Linked DNA regions of Homo sapiens: region 1 is linked to region 2. Evidence: chromatin loops called from intact Hi-C (ENCODE). Cell type or tissue: heart left ventricle. All regions are shown on one strand.

Evidence for each region. Hi-C counts contacts between places; a loop is a spot of excess contacts. Peaks named below come from ENCODE experiments on the same cell type or tissue, not always from the same donor. Only the 100,000 strongest peaks of a DNase experiment are listed, where the experiment ranks them.
Region 1: a loop joins it to region 2, with 2.9 times the contacts of the local background. A loop is called at or near these places in 2 of 110 quality-filtered maps.

What each region holds. Positions count from the first base shown.
Region 1 is chr6:37,789,581-37,794,580 of GRCh38, reverse strand. No RefSeq gene overlaps it. Among named protein-coding and RNA genes, the nearest start is that of ZFAND3-DT, 27 kb to the left of the region's middle. RefSeq lists enhancers at 2,874-3,168, 2,894-3,188. In heart left ventricle, a CTCF peak has its summit at 2,945 (motif pointing left); a DNase peak (open chromatin) is centred at 2,970.
Region 2 is chr6:38,066,507-38,071,506 of GRCh38, reverse strand. All of the region lies in intron 3 of ZFAND3 (zinc finger AN1-type containing 3), which reads right to left. Among named protein-coding and RNA genes, the nearest start is that of ZFAND3, 250 kb to the right of the region's middle. In heart left ventricle, a CTCF peak has its summit at 2,387 (motif pointing right); no DNase peak of the experiment used is centred here; H3K27ac peaks cover 305 bases.

The DNA.
Region 1 (5,000 bases), 280 kb after region 2:
CCAGGTAGAGATGAAGGGAAGAATGAAGAAGGGAGCAAAGGGTGAATGACTTTTTTTTTTTTTTTTGACAGAGTCTCGCTCTGTCGCCAGGCTGGAGTGCAGTGGCACCATCTTGGCTCACTGCAACCTCCACCTCCCGGGTTCAAGGGATTCTCCTGCCTCAACCCCCTGAGTAGGTGGGATTACAGGTGTGTGCCACCATGCCCAGCTAATTTTTGTATTCTTAGTAGAGACGGGGTTTCACCATATTGGTCAGGATGGTCTTGATCTCTTGACCTCGTGATCCACCTGCCTCGGCCTCCCAAAGTGCTGGGATTACAGGCGTGAGGCACCTCGTCTGGCCAGGTGCATGACTTTTAAGGAAGCTTTGCTAAAGCTGCCACATGGTACTTCTTGTTATGTCCCATTGGCCAAAACTTTGTTATATGTTCACTAAGGGAATCTGGGAAATGTCTTCTGGGTGGTCATGTGCTAAGCCAAAATTTGGAGGTTCTATTTTTTTAATTTTAATTTTAATTAATTAATTAATTTTTATTTTATATTTTTTGAGATGGAGTCTCGCTCTGTTACCCAGACTGGAGTGCAATGGCACAATCTTGGCTCACTGCAACCTCCACCTCGTGGGTTCAAGTGATTCTCCCACCTTGACCTCCTGAGTAGCTGGGACTACAGGTGTGCACCAACATACCCAGCTAATTTTTATATTTTTAGTAGAGACATGTTTTTGTCATGTTGGCCAGGCTGGTCTCGAACTCCTGACCTCAAGTGATCCGCCTGCCTCAGCCTCCCATAAATTTTCATTTTTAAAGAGGGGATCTCGCTGTGTTGCTCAGGCTGGACTCAAACTCCTGGGCTCAAGTGATCCTTCCACCTCAGCCTCCCAATGGGCTGGGATTACAGGTATGAGCCACCACACCCAGCCAAATTTGGAAGTTCTATTGCTGTGGAAGAAGAGAGGCAACCCTAGCAGTCTTTGCCACAGATAGGTTAGGTAACCTAGCTAAGGCCACACAGTGGAGAATTCGCCAAAGCTGGGACTCAAGCCCATCTCTATGAGACACTTCTAATCAAAAGGATAGGGCAAGGTATTTACAACTTTTTAAAGAGAGGGTAGAGTATGCTAGGAGTTGGAGATAGGAGAGTTCTGAGGTCAAGATCAACAGGAACTTGTGCATCAAAATGCACATACTGAGTCAGGTCCCACAGGGGTGGATTATCTCTCCTTGAGGGGCTGGCAAATACGCGTGATGTCACTAGTTGTAGAGGAAGAGGTTGGGGTAAGTCTCCTAGAAGGACTTAGGTCACTTCTTGGGCAACAGCTTCAAGAGGCAGAATCCTGTAGCCCGGGTTCAGCCAGGCCCCCAGGGAGGACCTGGGAGGGAGCATAGTTTCCTCGTGACAAGACAGTTTGCAGCAGCACTCCAAGGTGGCCCAGTGCTGGGCTATGGAGAGGGCTTATCAGCTGCGAATAGGAAACTGCTGCATTTCGCTCCTAGAATTTAGCCTCAATCACTTCTTCAGTAAAGGCTTTCAGGCTTAACCCTTTGGGATTGGGCAGGGTTCTGTTCTCCTGAGGGGACCCTCCAGTCAAGGGGAGGCACTCTGGCACCAGCAGGGACAAGAAGCAGAGAGCCAGGGAGGGTGTAGCCTAGGCCAGCAGAGGCAAAAGCATTTCCTGCCTAAAGCTGGGTGCAATGAGAAGTGTGGGTGCTGAAGATCGAGGGTGCAAGGATGCGCAGATGATGCTGGACAGCTGCTGAATGGGAAGTCTTGGTTCCAGCAGTCTTACATCCTCTTTCAAGTTCTCCCACCACCCTCTGCCTCCAAAAGCATTAACAGTAGTATTTCTAGCTATGTGGCTTTGGGCACAGCAGTTTATCGTGAGCATCAGTATCCATCTGTACATATCTGAGCCTCAGTATCCTCATCTATGTAATGGGCAAAAATACTATTTTGAGGTAGGAATACAGGTTACCTACAGGGCAGCCTTGACTGGGGCAAAGCATAGGGGATGCTGGAAATGCTCTGTATCTTGATGTGGAGGGCGGTTACACAGGTGTACATACATTTAAAGATTCATCCGGCTGTATGTGCACTTAAGATAAGGGCACTTTACTAACATGTAAGTTATAGCCCAATATAAAAGTTAACAAATAGGCCAGGCGCAGTGGCTCATGCCTGTAATCCCAGCACTTTGGGAGGCCGAGATGGGTGGATCACCTGAGGTTAGGAGTTCGAGACCAGCCTGGCCAACATGGTGAAACCCCATCTCTACTAAAAATACAAAAAAAAAAAAAAAAAAAAAAAAAGAAATAGCCATATGTGGTGGCAGATGCCTGTAATTCCAGCTACTTGGGAGGCTGAAACAGAAGAATCACTTGAACCTGGGAGGTGGAGGTTGCAGTGAGCTGAGATCACGCCATTGCACCCCAGCCTGGGCGACAAGAGTGAAACTCCATCTCAAAAAAAAAAAAAAAAAAAAAGTTAACAAACAGAAAAGATGCCCCTCATTCTCAAGTCCATCCTAAAAGGTGATTGTGAGGGCTACAGGGTTGGTGAGAGCGAAACATTTCGCACAGGGCCTGCCTGGCACCGCAGTGTTCTCTCATCCCCTATCTGCACCTGGGATGGATCTGCAAGATGTAATCTCAAGAAAACTAGTTGCCCTAAGTCCTCCGGGCGAACAAAACTGGAGTATGGCTAACTACCAGGGAGATTTCTCTGACACACAAATTAAGGTATAAACACAAATGAGGGATGAGACGTCCTGGTTTTAGGCAGGAGAGGTATCATCATTTCTGTTTTGGAATTAGCTGAGGCACAGAGGGTGGCCAGGGTGTAGGAGGCCCAGGAAGTCAGGCCCCTGACTCCCAGTCCAGTGCTCTTCCCAGAACTGGAGTCGCCCAGATGGCCAGGATGTCAGGCCTGGCTCCCCCCGCCCCCATGTGGCCAGCCTGGGAACTCTCCAGTTGCAGTGCTGCCAGGACTGCCTGTGCACAGATGGGCGAGACAGGCTGCCCCTCCTCCCTGTAACTCTGCACTCGATGACAACATGACAACTCAGTAATGAGTCATCCCAAAGAATGAATGAGCTGGAGAACAAACCCCGCCTTCTGGAGGCGGGGGCAGGAATCCCAGAGTGGCTCCCCTGCCTGGCTGCTGCATATTCTTTGCAAACTTGCTTGTCCAGCCCCTGGGTCTACAGGAGAACAGGGATGGCAGTGTTATCTCCCAGGTGCCCTGGCTGACCTCTTGATCCAGCCACTATGCCCAGCCCCCAGAGCCTCTACATTTGATAGTCCCAGCGAGACTTCCATTCCTTGACCAAATGGTTCCCCTACCCTCCCTTAGGCACCTGCTCCCAAGTCCTCTTTCTCTTTCCAGCAGCCCCTTTCTCCCTGCTCCCTGACATGTACTCTCTAACTCAACCTGATTGTCTACTGGGCCCAAACCCTCCTGGCTGAGGTGAGAGCCTGTCAGCGGATCATTCATTACTGATACCCAGCAACCCCATTGTCCCCAAGCTGGTTTCTCCATCCCAATAAATCCCACTTGGTAGCCAGTCTAAATCAAGGCTTGAAAGCAATCTTAGTGTGAATTTCTGGATCTATTTGTTCACTTATCCATTCAAACCTTCAATAAGCATGTATTGAGTGGCCCCTGTATGCCAGGCATTATGGGGGATACTAGAGGTATAAAGACACAAAGCATTGTCATAGTCCCTAATTTGGCACCCCAAACTGTTCCTTTTTACTCTTTCCTCCTTCCCTTCAAAAGCTCTGTTTCTGAGTTTTTCAGCTTACTAGCTATGTGACCTTGAGCAGAAAACAAACAAGAAAAAGAAACCATTATTATAGACACCAAGTGCTATGCAAGGTGATTTACATCTGTTATTTAATTCTCCTGACAACACTGCGAGGTAAATATTATTATCCCCATTTTTCTAGGTGAGGGAATGGAGGGTCAGAGAACTTAGTTAAACTTGTCTGAGACCACACAGTTAACAGCTGGCAGAGCCATGGTTTGAACCCAGGTCACTCCACCTCCCCAAACCCGTTTCCTCATCTGTAAACTAAATCTGTGCCATACATAAAATCCAGGCTAGGTACAGGCTAGCGGGTTTAGAAACCCTTTCTGCTTTTCCCCACCCCTAGGTTCATGGCGAAGACCTTGGTCAGGGCTTCAGCTGTGCCATGCATGGCATGAAGACCCAAGACTGTATTTGGAGGCTTCTAGGGCCCGTCCAGGGGGTCCTGAGGCTGTCCTCTTCTCCCACAGATACGTTCATGATGTAGTGTTGTAGTAATCTCATCCCAGCATGGCACAACCCAGTGGAAGGAGGTGGAAATGGTATGTTGCCATTTATTTTAAAAGTCAGAAATGTGTCTCAAAATAATGAATTATTCAAAAGACAGGTACAAGGATGCTCACAGCAGCTTCATTAAGAATAGCTAACAAGGCCGGGCATGGTGGCTCATGCCTGTAATCCCAGCACTTTGGGAGGCCGAGGTGAGTTGATCACCTGAGGTCAGGAGTTTGAGACCAGCCTGGCCAACATGGTGAAACCCCATCTCTATTAAAACTACAAAAAATTAGCCAGACATGGTGGCAGGCACCTGTAATCCCAGCTACTTGAGAGGCTGAGGCAGGAGAATCACTTGAACCCAGGAGGTGGAGGTTGCAGTGAGCCAAGATCATGCCACTGCACTCCAGCCTGGGCAACAGAGTGAGACTCTGTCTCCAAAAAAAAAAAAAAAGAAAAAGAATAGCTAACGAATGGAGACAACACAAGTGTCCACCAACAAGAAGTTAAATAAATAAACTGTGATTGGGCCAGGCACAGTGGCTCATACCTATAATCCCGGCACTTTGGGAGGCTGAGGCAGGTGGATTGCTTGAGCCCAGGAGTTTCCGACCAGCCTGGGCAACATAGTAAAACCCCATCCCTACAATTTTTTTTTTTTTTTGAGATGGAGTCTCACTCTGTTGCCCAGCCTGGA
Region 2 (5,000 bases):
ATGTCTTTATGTAATAGTATTAGCATTTTAAACTAGGACTATTCAATGAATGGTTTTTGCATAACTGGTTATCCACTTGGGAAAAAAAAATAAAGGTAAATCTCTATGCCTTAAATACAAAATAAATTCCAGATGGGCTCAAGAGCTAACGATAGAAAAAGATAAACCATGAAAGTATTAAATGTACATAGAAAAATATTTTTATAACTCTACGATTCAGACAGCCTTCTAAGAAAGACAGAAAACTGGAAGACAAAAGACCAACAGACTTAAAGTTTAAAAAATTCTAATGAATACAAGGCACTCAAATGAAAATTAAAAGCCAAGTAACATACCAAAAGAAACTGGCAATATATGTAACAAATACTTATCTAGAATTCTTTTTTTACATATATGTAACAAATACTTATCCAGAATTTGTTACATATATATATATATATAAAAGAATTCCTACAAATCAGTAAGAAAAAAATAGCTAATAAAAAATAAATAAGCAAAGAACAACACTGATAGGCAAATCACTGGAGACTTATAAATTGCTAATAAACACATAAAACAATGCTGAATCTCACTATCAGGAGATGTCTGGAAAACACAAGTTAAAATGAGCTATTCTTTTGCCCAACTTATTAAAAAAAAAGAAGAAGAAACAAAGAAAAAACCCACCTAATATTGGTAATGCTGTGGTAAACAATCACTCTCAAACATCATTCTTAGGAATATAAAGTCATACAGTCATTTTGGAAGGTAATATTGCCATGCAAATCAAAATTTTAAATATACATATTCTCTGACTTGTTAGTTCCTCTTCTATGTATTTATCATGGAAAAATAACATATGCACCATTAGCCACGTACAAAACTGTTTACTTGACATGGCTCATAATAGTGAAATATTAAAAACAACCTCCAGAGAAGAGAGTAGAGAAAAGGATAGTAAGGGCAATATAGAATATTATGCAGGAGTAAGGCAGATCTCCATGTGTAGACTTGGAAAGAGCTCTAAAATATATTAAGTTAAAAAGCAGTTATAAAACAATATATACAGTATGCTGTCATTTATATAAAAATAAAATCTTTTTTTTTTTTTTTTAGACTAAGTTTCATTCTTGTTGCCCAGGCTAGAGTGATCTCGGCTCACTGCAACCTTCGCCTCTCGGGTTCAAGCGATTCTCCTGCCTCAGCCCCCCGAGTAGCTGGAATTACAGGGGCCTGACACCATGCCAGGCTAATTTTTGTATTTTTAGTAGAGGTGGGGGTTTCACCATGTTGACCAGGTTAGTCTTGAACTCCTGACCTGGTGATCTGCCCACCTCAGCCTCCCAAAGTGCTGGGATTACAGGCGCAAGCCACAGCACCCAGCCAAGATAAAATCTTGTATGTAAACATGTACACAGCTGCATAGAAAAAATACAACCCATAATGAATAAACAGCGGTTATTTCTGTAAAAAGTAGGAATTGGGTGGTGGTGATTGATGGTGGTGACGTTAGAATATTTTCATGTTCTATTCTATCTAAACCTGTGTCTTTGTAATTCAAAAATTGAGAATGTAGTCATGTTTTACTTGCATACTTAAAAATAGGATTAAAAGTTTTGAAAAAGAAAAGCAAGCCAGAAAATGAATAACTTAAAAATCATGGTTTTGCTTTAATCTGGTTCTTATTTTGACTACAAATGGAAGGTCAGATGATACTACCAGTACTTAAACAAGTTCCTATCCAACTGACATTATGGAACAGAAAGAATTTCTATAAGAAAACACTGCTGAACTGCTCAACTCCTGTATTTTGACAGAGATTAACTTAATGATCTCACACATTGATTTTTGATAAATTATGGCTCTTCACTTCAATATAGCATATAACTGTACATTATTATACTGTACTGCAAAGTATCAATCTTTTCAGAACACAGCCCTAATAAAAGCAGCATGCTTTGCAGAACCAGCTTTGGGATGAATGAATAAATGCACTGGGGAAAAAAACACCGTTAAATTAAAATCAAAAGAGACATTTAAAGTTTGGGCATTCTTCATTATGGGAAAGAATCTTCCACTTTGAGACTATTATATATCGGAAAAACTCCATCTGTTGTATAATTATCTCTGATAAATGGCCTGATGCTTTGAGCTTCATTAGAGAAAAGCAAAGAGAAAGACACACACACAGAGAACTGTAAATAAATCTCCCCACCATATTTCACTTAAAACCAGCCCAGCAGGAAGTCATAAAATATTTTTTAATAGGCAATATTTTCTAAATGCTTTACTAGAAGAAACCAGCCTGTTTTGCCCAATATCTGGCCTCCTGAAGTAGGCATAGTCTGAAAAAGGGAACACTGGTTTCATTTAGAGATTATTAGAAATTTAATTGGTAAAAACAAACAAATCAGAAGTTTAGCCGCTTGGTGGCAGTGATACTAAATTTCCAGGGAACAGATTAAGGCTTGTCAGACAGAAATGAAGATATGTAGCCAATGACGCCCAATGGATGTTCAAAGACCCGGGGCAGTCTAGCAAGGACATCTGTTAAAAGGCACTACCATTTTTTAAATATCCCTGAGGGAGCTACGATATCACCAGAAACCAGTTTCCAAGGAAACAATGGAAATCTGTGTTCAACCAAATTAATTTAACCAGAGGTGGAGTACGTTCTGAAATTTCTATTTTGGGAATCAGTGTCATATTAAAGGAAAATCCAGTCAGCACCTGGAAACGAAGCTTTAGTCATTAAAAATCCTCACTAACATGCCAGTTAATATGGTTCTCACTTTTTCTGTATATTTTATTTTACTACAACAAAAGTATGTCTTGGGTGGATGCAGTAGACAAGAGCAGGAAAAAAACCAGAGTCCCGTATTATAGATGCAAAAGGCCCAGAGTTCAGTTGTGGCCCTCTCTTGGGACTTAAGGAGGGTCACTATCTAAACCTCCCTTTTTCATCTATAGAATAGGAAGGAGAATATTTGCCCTACCTATGCTGCACACTGTCAAGATGATTCTAGGAACATGTGTATCAAAGAACTCTGTAAAACAGGGTTTTGCAAACTTTTTCTGTAATAGGCCATTGGGTCTCCACAGCAACTACCCAACTCTGCTATTGTAGCACAGAAGCAGCCACAGACAATACAGTAACAAATGAGTGGGGCTGTGTTCCAATCAAACTTTACTTATAAACACTGAATTTGGAATTTCATGTATTTCCCACATTTCACAAAATATTTATTTGATTTTTTTCAGTTGTTTAAAAGAATAAAAATCATTCTTAGCTTGTGGGCAGCATAAAAACAGATGATAGGCTGGATTTGGCCTGTAGGCTATAGCTTGTCAACCCCTGTTGTAAACTATAGTTTTATGTAAGAGCTGGTTGCTGTTTAATTCTTAGTATGTACCTCCACAGAGCTTAGAAGACTGTTTTGTATGAGATAGGTACTCTCTAACTGCTAGTTTAGAATATCAGACTATTTGAAAACAAGTCCATTTCTTGCCATTAATCCTCCCTAGCAGCAGGTATCAGTTCTCTTCCTCTCCTGCCTAGAAAGAGACAGACCAGCCATGACCCCCCAAACACCTCCATTTCCATTCAATATGCTAGTGGGACTGGGAAGAAAAATCCAAAAACTCAGGTAGACATGCACATCATGTTACCAAACAGGTCATAAATAGGGATGCTCAGGCCTTTAAAAGCATAACAACAGAAAAGCTGACTTGTATAAAGAGCTAAGAGGGCACTTCCTCATCTTGTGAGCAATCATCTGCCTGTACTTGAGAACAACAAAACAACTGATTCCAGCGTTCTAACTACAACCTGGCATTATCCTTTCTCTCTGCAAAAGTTGGGTCAAAAAACTTAACTACAAATCACACTTTATCTCCCTCAGAAAAAATCTAAAAACTGGGAGAACAGTAAATAGGCAGTAGCAAAAGCAGAAAGAAATGTTTTATTCTTTTTAAGAGTTTGTCCAACACACCTTCCACTGTATAGCCTAATTTGCATGCAATGTCCTTTAGATCGTAAATCATGATAGAGAATGGCAGCTATGGTGTGGTGGCAGAGACCCAGGCCCTTGGAGCCAGAGTGCTCTGTGATCTTGGGCAAGATAATCATCCTGTGCCTCCATCTTCACACCTGTGAAATGGATAAAATAGAAGTACCTGCCTTACAGGGTAATTATGAAGATGAAGTAAGTTAATACAGTTGATCCTTGAACAAGAGCAGTTTGAACTGTGTGGGTCCATTTAGATGCACATTTTTTTCAACCAAATACAGATGGAAAATAAGTATTGCCCACATATATGGAGGGCCAACTTTTCACTAAGTGGGTTCCACAGGGCTGACTGTGAGACTTGAGTATGCGCCGAATCCCCTGTGTATAATGAGGGATGATTGTGCATATAAGGTACTTGGAACAGTGCCTGGTACTTAGCAAGGATACTTGTTGTGAGCCGTTACCATTACTATCGCATTTAAATGCTGTAACAAGTCCTTTAGTCACTATTTGAATTTTGTTTACATATTTTTGGAAAAGGCTTCCAACGGCTAAGCTCCATGGACTCTTCTGCAGACACACACAGTTTGGGACAGGGAGACATATGTTTATGTTCAGATACAGAAATATCACTTAAGAGCTTTTAGATACCTGCTTCATTTACCTGCAGGGAAGCGTATTAAGAAATTCTTTTGGGTAAAAATTAGTCCTGTTTCTAAGTTTTACATACTTTTGTCAATAGTTATTGCTCTATCTGCAGTCTTTTCAAAAGAAAATGTACCCAGACTCTCACCACTTTCTGTTGATATGTTCATAGTTCAAGTTCATGTTGATAGTAAGAAGGTGAAAGTAGATTTAAGCAACATCTGTTTTCTTGTACATTAGGAAAAAAAATAATAAAACCTTCCACAAGCCCCAAACAAAATGTAGCACTTCTAGCTCTATGCAATAACAATGGATCCATAACTACTAAATAGTTTACAAATTTCACGGTACTTGGATTTGGCATCC